Linked DNA regions of Mus musculus: all the other regions are linked to region 1. A link is a loop called in an ENCODE intact Hi-C map of the cell type or tissue named here. Cell type or tissue: left cerebral cortex. All regions are shown on one strand.

Region 1 (2,500 bases):
CCAAGCTGGCGTCCCATCTTCTTGGGAAGAAATCTGAAGCTAGGGAAGAGAATCCACTCTGGATACCAACCAGTGAATATCACGGATGTCACCTCTGACGTTGATCTAAGCCAGGGCTGCATATACAGGAGTGAGGAATTTTGTTAGCCAGCGGGGTGATTTCTCGGCGATGAGACTACTCAGAGTCTCTTGGGACCCAGATATCTTTTTTAAGAGTTAGTGTCAAACTTGGTGTGTAGCTCAGTTGGTTAAATGCCTATCACACACAAGTCCTGGTTTCTATCCCCAGCACCACGTAAAACTGGATGTAGTGGCAAAAAGCATGTCATCCCAGCACTTAGGAGGCAGAGGCAGGAGGATCGGAAGTTTAAGGTCATCCTTGGCTAGGTAGCAAGTGTGAAGGTAGCCTGACATACTGGAGACTCTGAAGGCAGAGGCAAGAGGACCTCTCACTATGTAGACCAGGCTGTCCTTGTCTACATAATGAGATCCTATCCCAGAGAGAGACAAAGAGGAAAAGAGGGACAGACACACATACACATACACACACACACACACACACTGGCAGATGGCAGACAAACTCACAGAGTGAGTTGTCCAAGTTATATTGAGAGAATCTTCTTGAGTGCCTCAGTTTACCCCAGATCCATGGTCAGGGAGCCCTCCTCTGTGTTCGGCCTCCAGCCTGCAGCTCCTCCTCTTAGGAATCGAGGCAGCCCATGATGTCACTTCCTATTCAACTTCAAGCCACCCCAGCCTTCCAGCCAGCCCAAGTGAGGCCACCCGAGCCCCTCTCTCTCCCCCATCTACCTTTACCCAGACCCACCCAGCTGCCAGTCTCCTCCGTGCCTACGCCCTCAGCAGCTGATTTTTAGTTAATCTCCCTCCCACGATCCACTGCGCTGACATGCCCCACCACCACCAGCCCGCCTGCCAGCCAGTTTGTGAGAGCAAGTGCCACTTCGCCCACCAGCAGCTCAGTTTCCCTGCTACATGGCTTGAAGCCACACCCTCCTCCTCCTTCCCCTCCCTCCTTTCCCCACCAGACTCCCCCCTCCCTCCACCTCAGCAGCTTCTCAGCATCCCTTGGGGGAGTCCTGCTCATTGGAAACGGAGAAGGAAAGAACCAAGCTGGCAACCCCAAAATTGTACCTAGCATCAAAACCCTGAAAGTCCACATCTGTCTAATGGACGCACACACACACACACACACACACACACACACAGAGGGATCAGACCTGTACTATTACATGGAAACATAATACAGAATTAACATGAGCCCCACATACCATCTTAAAATTTTCCAATGGTCCCATTTGTATTCATTTATATTATTTAGGTGTTTTATTCATTTGGATGTGTCTTTGTTTTTCTGGTTTGGTTTTTTGGGTTTTTTGAGACGGAATCTCGCATAGCCCTTGAATTTCCTGTGTAGCTGGGGATAACTTTGAACTCCCTACCCACCTCCCTCCACCTTTCAAGAGCTGGGACTGCAGGCATGCACCACCACGTTGAAGCTTACCTCATTCTTCACGAGGTAAAAAAGGAATAAGCAGAATTCATTTTATTAATGTGTTCTATTTAACCCGAAGTATCCAAAATATCCTTTTAGCATGCCATCAATATAGAATATATTAGCAGGATATTTTACATCAGATTTTTTTTTTTTTTGCTGCGTGCTAAGTCTGAAATCTCTGCGTGTCTTACACTTGAAGCGCATCTCAATTTGAATGCTAAATCTTCATCTAAAATACGTGATCCGTATTTAGATTTCATCAGATTTACAGCCATAAAGGTATAGAGTCTTACGTCCAAGTCGTTCCACTTCTACTCAAAAGTGGTCTAATAACTAGATTGGGGAATCCGTTTTTAATTAAATGTAAATTAGCTAAAATTAAATCTCATTAAGTCAAATGGATACAAGCCACATTTCAGGAGCTTGGTGGGCATACGCGCGTGGCTTGAGGGCCATGGTGGGTGGTCTGGACCTTGGGGTCTGGATACCCCCAGGCTGGAGAACTGGTATCCCTGGGCTGGGGATGAGCAGATGTCCCTCCATCGGAACTTTTCAGGAAAGAGCTAATGGCCCTTTGATGCTCAGTTGCAGCTCCTGGGGCCTAGTGAGTCACTCGCTCCACTATATGACAGTGTCTGAAGCCATGCTAGGAGGAGGAACCCAGAGGGGACTGTCCCTTGATGTTCATCTGACAGAAGTAGTTTTAGAATGCTCGTTCCAACTTGGCTTCCATGTGGAAAGCTCTGTCTGTGCCCTGTTTCTAACTAGCAGTTCTCAGAAAGAAGCCCTCCCTGTCTAGGCTTGCCTAGGGGGTCACAGCTTGACTGTTGATGTTTTGCTCACCACAGCATCCTAGTACTACAGGGAGCATCATGGTCCGTACACTCAAGAGCCACCTTGTTGATTTGCCTTCCTAGCCATGGTTGTGAGAGCCTAATAAACCTCAACACAACAGCCCCTCCCATGTGCCAGGTCTTGCCTACC
Region 2 (2,500 bases), 65 kb before region 1:
GGAGCTCTCGTGGTACTTAGAAAGTACTTGGCAGGAACTTAAATCCACCAGCATTGTGTATTTTTAAATTTTTGTGATTTCATCCATTCCCCCACCCCACCCCCTGCCTAGTTCTTTTAGAATTTCATTTTCATGTTTAAAACATCAATCTCTCCAGCATTTATTTTGAGGTAAAGTGTGAGGAAGGATATTCAATTTTATATTTTATTCCCACATGGCTCTCTGGCTGTTCCAAAGCCGTATGCTAAATAATTGCTCCTCCCCACCCCTCACCTCTGCCTTGATTTGGAATTCAGCACTCCTCATACGTTGAAAGTCCTTATTATGTATTTGGGTTTATTTCTAGAATCTGAGACCACCCTTTCATCAAACTTAGCATAAAGACCACACTGTTTGAGTGGGTGCAGTTCTGCTTACACTTTAATAGCTAGGGTAGTCTTTCTCCCATTGTCCAGACTTTTGTGTTTTGGCTTGGTTTTAGATTTTTAAAAAAATATGTTATTTTTTAAGTGGTGTGTGTGTGTGTGTGTGTGTGTGTGTGTGTGAACTCAGGTACCCCAAGGACCAGAAGCATCAGGTCCTGTGTTAGTTAGGGTTTTACTGCTGTGAACAGATACCATAACCAAGGCAACTCTTATAAGGACAACATTTAATTGGGGCCGAGTTACAGGTTCAGAGGTTCGGTCCCTTATCATCAAGGCAGGAACATGGCAGCATCCAGGCAGGCATGGTACAGGAGGGGCTGAGAGTTCTACATCTTCATCAGAAGGCTGATAGCAAAGTACTAACCTCCAGGCAGCTAGGAGTAGGATCTTAAAGCCCACACCCACAGTGACACACCTACTCCAACAAGGCCACACCTCCAAATAGTGCCATCCCCTGGGCCAAGCATATACAGATCATCACAGGTCCCCTGGAGCCGGAGTTAGAGACAGTTATGAACTGGCTAACATGAATGCCAAGAACCAGACTTGGGTCCTCTGCAAAGTCAGCACGTGCTCTTTCGTAACTGTTGAGCCCTGTCTCTAGGACCAGTTGTTAGTTTTTGTGGCTGTTTTTATATACACTTTAGAATCGGTCTGTCTCGTTTTGTAAAAAGGGAGCCGACGGATGGCCAAGTGAAATCAGTGAGTAAAAGTTCTTGTCTCGAGAGGCTGATGGGAGATGTTTGATCCCTGAGCCCACGGCGGAAGAAGAGAACTGACTTTCTCTCATCTCCACGGCGCGATGCTTGTGACACAGGAGCACCCGCCCACATACGCATATGATCATCTTCGTAATCGTCAATTTAAATATTTTAATAAAAACTGGAGAGGGTTCAAAGTGAGGAAAGATTTGGAAGAGTGACATGCTCATACTGTTGATTCTATTTACCCAGAACTCTCTGGGCACGGTTACCCTTCTCACTGACTCGAGGGGCTGTGGTGGACATACAGTCCCACAGGCTGAGTATCGCCTCATCTGAAAGCAAAACCAGAGAAGACCTACCAGCCTCAGCTAACAGAGTGTGTGCGTCTCTCTCCAACACGATGTGCCCATCCATATACAGAAGCAATGGTTGTCCCTTCCTAAGCGTGTGCTTATCTGTTTATTTAATTAGCATCCTGCACTCATTTATTTACTCTTCACGGTAAACATGCCCCCAGCTTACAGCTAAAGAAAGTGGTGTGTAGAAGATAAACAATCTCCACAGTCTATGGTCTCTACGTTCCTGGGAACTCACAGCACAGACCTGAGATAGTTGTCCATGTACAGATACACATGGAGGAGACAGATGTGCCCAGACATGTCAGATACACACAAAGACATACACATACTGGTTTACACACATGTACATACATCTGCACACACAAACACAACTAACCCCCCACAGCCATCAGTCCTCCGGTGGAACGCATCCCAGCTCCCAGCCAGCTCCTACTTTCTGGTGCACTTCCCAGTGTTTCCTTTGGGTGGGGTTTCCCTCCCAGGATCCCCATATCCAGAGGACAAGGAACACTAGAGCTAGAGCAAGGGTGGCCTCAGAGCAGTGGCCTGGGCCTCAGTCCCTCTGTGTCACCTCAGAAGGATAACATGAGAGGACGGATGGGGAGGACCAAGACCTGGCCTGGTACCCAGCAGGTGTGCAAGCACAGTATCTTTTCCCCTTCATCCCCCAAGGCCATTATCTCCAGCAGACACTGAAATCAAACCACCTGAGCGCAAGGCATTGGCCCAGGTTGTTCATTCCTGGGGTCTGGGCAGTGAGCTGGTAAATTCAGTCCTGGAGCAAGTGGCTCGTGAGGGAGCCCACAGATGCTAGATGTCTAGGTGCAGAGAGCATGCGTGCTCAAATGTGTGTACAAACACACTCTCCTCCTCCTCCTCCTCTTCCTCCTCCTCCCCCCTCCTCCTCCTCCCCCTCCTCCTCCTCCTCCTCCTCCTCCTCCTCCTCCTCTTAATGCTGGCTCTGAGTCAGCCCACATCCAAGGAAGGGATTTAATCACTCGGGGCCGGGAAT
Region 3 (2,500 bases), 190 kb before region 1:
AAGGGGGTAATCTTCTGTGATAGCAAACAGGCCCCCCATTACCTACTCCAGCCATTGTCTTCCTCCTGGACACAGTAGTGATGCGTCCCCTCTGTGATAAAGTTTCCCCGGCAAATAACACCCATTCGCTAACCATGGAGAGGTGGTCCTTGTGTGCCGTGGGCGTTTTCTTAGGAGAGGTACCATTTTACCCACTTACCTGCTGGGGGGGGGGGTGTTCTGGAGCAGCCAGGACTTCCTTCTCTTTTGAAGTGAATTCTGCTGCTGCTGTCTGCATCGGTCTAGGTTCAGAGGCAAACACAGGGAGAAAAGTCTTGCCTAAGGACTAATCCTAATGGTGGAGGGAGATGGGATCTAAATAAAGGAGGAGACCCAGCCTGTCCCCAGAGCATTGCAGGAGAGCTGTATCCTGTATCTGTAAGTCCAAGCGAAAGGGTGGGGGTGGCATTGGGAGCAGAGTGGGGTGCAGAGCCTGAAAAAGGCACACAGACCCTCCTGGTGGGGTACCCACAGTAGCTTCACCTTCTGCATATCTCTCTCTGTGTGTGTGTGTGTGTGTGTGTATGTATGTGTGTGTGTGTGTGTGTGTGTGTGTTTCTAATGTGAAGGTTCACGTGTGTTTACATTTGAGTGACGGCCACAGGGCAACCTCAGCTGTCTACCCGCAGGTGCTGTCCACCTTGCTTTTTAAGAAAAGCTCTCTCATTGACCAAGTTGGTTAGACTGGCAGGTCAGACACCACCAGGAATCCACCTGTCTTTGCCTCCCTAGCACAGGGATTTCACATGAGCACCACCAGTCTGGCTTTCTGTGAGGCGGGTTCTCAGGGAGCGTATAAGACTCAGGAGCTCCAATGATTTATCCACTGAGCTCGCTTCCTAGCCCTCCTGTGACCTTCTAACTATTCTAGGGGCACCAAAAACAGGGGAATGGTGTCTGCAAGTGGCTTTTCCAGAAACAAGTTCCTCTCAGAGGGATAAAAAGAAAACTACCTTTCTGTGGTTGCATAGGCTGATTCCCCGCCCTACCCGCCATGCTCTCTCTTTTCCAGATGGATGGAGGCAGGCTGGATGAGAGCTTCGGGGATAAGGACTCCCCTTAACCACATGAGCATGGAAGACAGCCCACAAAGACAGGAGAGCACCCTCCCTTTCTTCATCCTATCCCGGGGATAAAGCGTCTAGATTTGTAAGGACACACTTGCCTGTTCAGAAGGTCTGCTCTTAGGATGAGCACAAATGCTATTTGGAACCTGAGCAGCAGCTAGCTCAGACTCTTGCAGTTACAAGTCTGGGCACTGGACCCAAATGGAGAAATCCACCAAGGTTTCAGACGTTGGTACCCACACGAACTCCAGCCCAAGGGCACAGACAGTGTCTCTGCTCCGATTGCTGGCTAAGAAGCAATTGCTGCAAAACTGACTCTCAGGCCCCCTCTGTGAGCAAGCCCTGTAACAACACCCTAAAGAACAGCTGTTTCTGATGGGATGGGCAGGGCCTGAGCTCTCAAGCGTGTAGTTCAGAGTCTGGGGCTTGGGGGTAGAGAGGCAGAATCTGGGTTTCTCAGAGATGGGAGGGGCGTGGCCACCTAAGGGGGAGAGATCTAGGCTGCTTATCCCCAAAGCCACTCCTCAGTCAAAAACTCAGTCGGATAACAAGCCCTAGGCCCGGACTAGGTTCAGACTGCCAGGGAGAAAGACAAAAGCAGGGTTTGAAGTGGACGAATGTAAAGCTGAAGACAGGCAGGCTAGGTTTTTCGTCTATTTCCACTAAATGCTCAAAGCTGTTCTTCCAAGGCAGGTGAGGAGAGAACAGTAGAGCGATGAGAGGTGTTCAGTGCCTGCGTCCATAGCGATGAGAAGAGGCTTGGGGACTGGAGAAGATGAGGCAGAGCTCTCGAAGTCAGTGAGATGCCTGAAGGGCAATGACCAGAACTGGAAGACCACAGGGGTGTGTCTCCGAAGACCTGGGCCCTGGAGGCATGAAGAGAAAAGCTGGCAAAGGTGACGGGCCTCAACCCTTCCTTTTCCAGCCGAAATACCAACCTTGCAAGACTGATTTTTTTTCCCAGCAGGCTCAGTGCCAGGGACTACACCGTCTTTTAGGAAACCCACGGAACTGTTTTAATTTCTTTTAAAATCAGGGGAAAAATTAAATGAACTTTTAAATGAAAGAAAATGTTTTAATATGTAGTAATATATTTGTTTTTACGCCAACACAGCCGCAAAATATTACTTTTAATATTTTTAATAGAGAAAAGAGCCCACGGAGGTAGAGGCGTCTGTTGCCTGTAAGTACAACTGTTAAAGGGGTCTTCCAGCTCCTGGCCTTCCCACACTAGAAGGTACATTCTGCTCCCTTCCCTGGGCCACGAGGGAGGACCCCTCTGGCTCTCTCCTTTGTGTCTCTGCTGCTAATGTGCCTTTAAAGGGGGAGCTCAGAAGAAGAAGAAGAAACAAAGAACGCACGAGTTTGGCACCAACTTCACTTTCTCAGCCTTC
Region 4 (2,500 bases), 750 kb before region 1:
AGAGCCTTGAGGGATCTTGCTGTAGGGTCTCGCTGTAGGGTCTGTGGCCACCTCCCCTACTGCCTCAAGAAAGAAACTGGGGCTGGATGTAGTGGTGCATGCCTTTAATTCCAGCACAGAGGCAGGGAGATCTCTGTGAGTTCAAGGCCAGCCTAGTTTACATAGTGAGTTCCAGGACAGCCAAGGCTATATGGTGAGAGACCTTGACTTGAAACCGAACGAAACCAAAACCAAAATTAACAAGAAAGCAAGCTGGTAGTTGGGGTGTAGGAAGAGGTCATCTGTGGTCATTGCAGTGGGCAGATAGGAGCAGAAGGATGGGAGGGGGCGGGGAACCTGAAGAGCCATGAAGGGAAATCCAACGTGTGCTTGTGTTTCTTGCCTCAGAGGCCAGGTCTGGCTAACCATCTAGGGAATGATGAGCGCCCATCAGTGGGCGTGTATGAGGAGGGCTGGGGTGTCCAGCCATGGGGAACATTCTTCGAAGAGTTTCCACTCTGGGTAGGTACTGTACTAGATTAATGTCTCCAATAAGCACACACCAGGCCCCTCCTGTGTGCTGGGTCCCAGGGTTGTAGGGCTGTGTAGAGAAAAGACAATATTGAGGTAATGTAGGTCAGTTGGAGGCAAGGAGGCTCAAGAGGTGGACTTTGCTCCGGAGATGCTGGGCGGGAGGGTGGAAGGAAGCCCAATGCAGCGAGGGAGGCAGCTCCTCACGCTTACACAGCAGGTGCTTGGAAGCATTTGTTGAATAAATGAATTTAGATTATTTTATGGTTCACTTGCTTATGTCTGCCAGTGACTCACGCTGTGCACATCCTTCCTTTTGTGCAGCCTTCCCCAGCACACAGATACACAGGCACACACGTACACACATACACACGAGCACGCACACACACGTACACGCGCGTGCGCGCGCGCACGCACACACACACGCACACGCACACGCACACGCACACGCACACACACACGCACACGCACACACACACACACGCACACGCACTGTACACTGTTGATTGCCCAGTGCTTTGCCTGGCACCTGGAGCGCTGAGTAAGCAGCTGTGGTCCACATGCCTGCAAGGCTGTCAGATGGATGATTGGCAGCTGGTGGGGAAAACAGCCTTGCTCACTTTACTGTCTGCTTCCCCCCCCCCCCCCGCCCCCTCGGTGGTGCTGAGCTGGAAGCGCTGCGTGGCTTCTGGCACATGGGCTTAAACTCAGCACCTAATGACTCACTTTGTGGATTATCCACGGCCTGTTTCATTTATGACATCTCTCTTTTCAACGGTAAGCTTCTGGGATACATTTAGCAAGAACCAGGCATACGTGACCATTTTAACAGGGGTTCGTGACTCTCATAGTACTTGGGGAGCCTGGGGGCTTTTCAGAAGGGGGAGGGATGAAAACATCAAAGAGAAGCATGAGGTGGGGGCTGGGGCTGGGGTTTCTTTGCTGTTTAGAAAGTCCTGAGGCATGGGAGGGGTCAGCTCTTGCAGCCACGGACCCTATTCTTGGAAGGCAAGTCGTTGCTGCAGGTCCCACATTCAGCCACTAGATGTCAGTGTTTCTTAACAGACGGAGCTGGGGATGGCCTCTTGCAAGGGAAGTTCTAACTGGTGGTAAGTGCCTGCGGGGTGAGTGTGGATGCCACTGTCTATTTAAGAGTTTCCGTATATTTTATGTAGTGAGTCGTCTGAGGATCCCTGGAGTTCAGAACCACATTACCTCCATCCAGTCCAACTGCAGACAACTGTGTGTGTGTGTGTGTGTGTGTGTGTGTGTGTGTACGTGACATTGTCAGCAAGGAGAGGGTGGAGCTGGGCAATCAGGCTTTAGGAGCCTTTTTGCTTCCTGGCTGAGAGAAAGGAAAGACAATGTCAGATGTGGAGGGAGGGGAGAGGAGAAAGACAGCCAAAAGCTGGGGAGAACCCACCTCACATAGCATCACAGCATGGGCCACATCGACACCCTGGAACACTTCCGTGTGCCCCAAGCTTCACTCCTGGTAGAGCTTTGTGTGTTCCAGAGGCTCCCAGAAAATGTACCAAATGGAGGTTGTAGAGATGGAGGCAGAAGAGGGACATTGGAGTAAGAAGAATGATGGAGGCCCCCAGTATACTCATCAGAGGATGAGGAACAGAGCCCAATCCCCACCCCACACCCCAACACTTACTTTCCTCCCGGCTCTTCAGTGCAAGAGTTAGGAATCTTCAAATGTAAGGCAGGGATTGGCTCTTGAGCCCCCAAGGGCAGTCCTAGAAATGTCTCCACTCAGGGTGGTGACGGCTACGGGCCCCTATTGCAGTACGGTGGCCGGAGATCACAAGCTTCAGGCTTTACACAGAGATAAGAGAGGTTATCTGCTGCCTCCCCTGGTTGCTTCCCCACAGAGTCTCAAGTTCCGTCATTAGAGACTGTGATTTATTTAGGTCAGGCCCTGGCTCCCCCTAGGAATTTTACATAGTTTCTTGCATGTAATAGACTGTTCAGTAAATATTTG

The links. Peaks named below come from ENCODE experiments on the same cell type or tissue, not always from the same donor. Only the 100,000 strongest peaks of a DNase experiment are listed, where the experiment ranks them.
Region 2: a loop joins it to region 1, with 10 times the contacts of the local background. A loop is called at or near these places in 3 of 42 quality-filtered maps.
Region 3: a loop joins it to region 1, with 2.6 times the contacts of the local background. A loop is called at or near these places in 2 of 42 quality-filtered maps.
Region 4: it touches region 1 in a loop (4-fold over the local background); 2 of 42 quality-filtered maps call a loop at or near these places.

The regions. Positions count from the first base shown.
Region 1 is chr11:113,881,698-113,884,197 of GRCm38, reverse strand. The region is part of intron 5 of Sdk2 (sidekick cell adhesion molecule 2); the gene reads left to right. Among named protein-coding and RNA genes, the nearest start is that of Gm51930, 79 kb to the right of the region's middle. In left cerebral cortex, no CTCF peak of the experiment used is centred here; a DNase peak (open chromatin) is centred at 956.
Region 2 is chr11:113,946,329-113,948,828 of GRCm38, reverse strand. The region is part of intron 1 of Sdk2 (sidekick cell adhesion molecule 2); the gene reads left to right. Among named protein-coding and RNA genes, the nearest start is that of Gm51929, 94 kb to the left of the region's middle. In left cerebral cortex, no CTCF peak of the experiment used is centred here; DNase peaks (open chromatin) are centred at 1,000 and 1,069.
Region 3 is chr11:114,067,535-114,070,034 of GRCm38, reverse strand. No RefSeq gene overlaps it. Among named protein-coding and RNA genes, the nearest start is that of Sdk2, 1.8 kb to the right of the region's middle. In left cerebral cortex, a CTCF peak has its summit at 1,450; DNase peaks (open chromatin) are centred at 1,425 and 1,984.
Region 4 is chr11:114,635,579-114,638,078 of GRCm38, reverse strand. No RefSeq gene overlaps it. Among named protein-coding and RNA genes, the nearest start is that of Gm31781, 11 kb to the right of the region's middle. In left cerebral cortex, a CTCF peak has its summit at 1,552 (motif pointing right); DNase peaks (open chromatin) are centred at 760, 1,173, 1,559 and 1,957; H3K4me3 peaks cover 471 bases.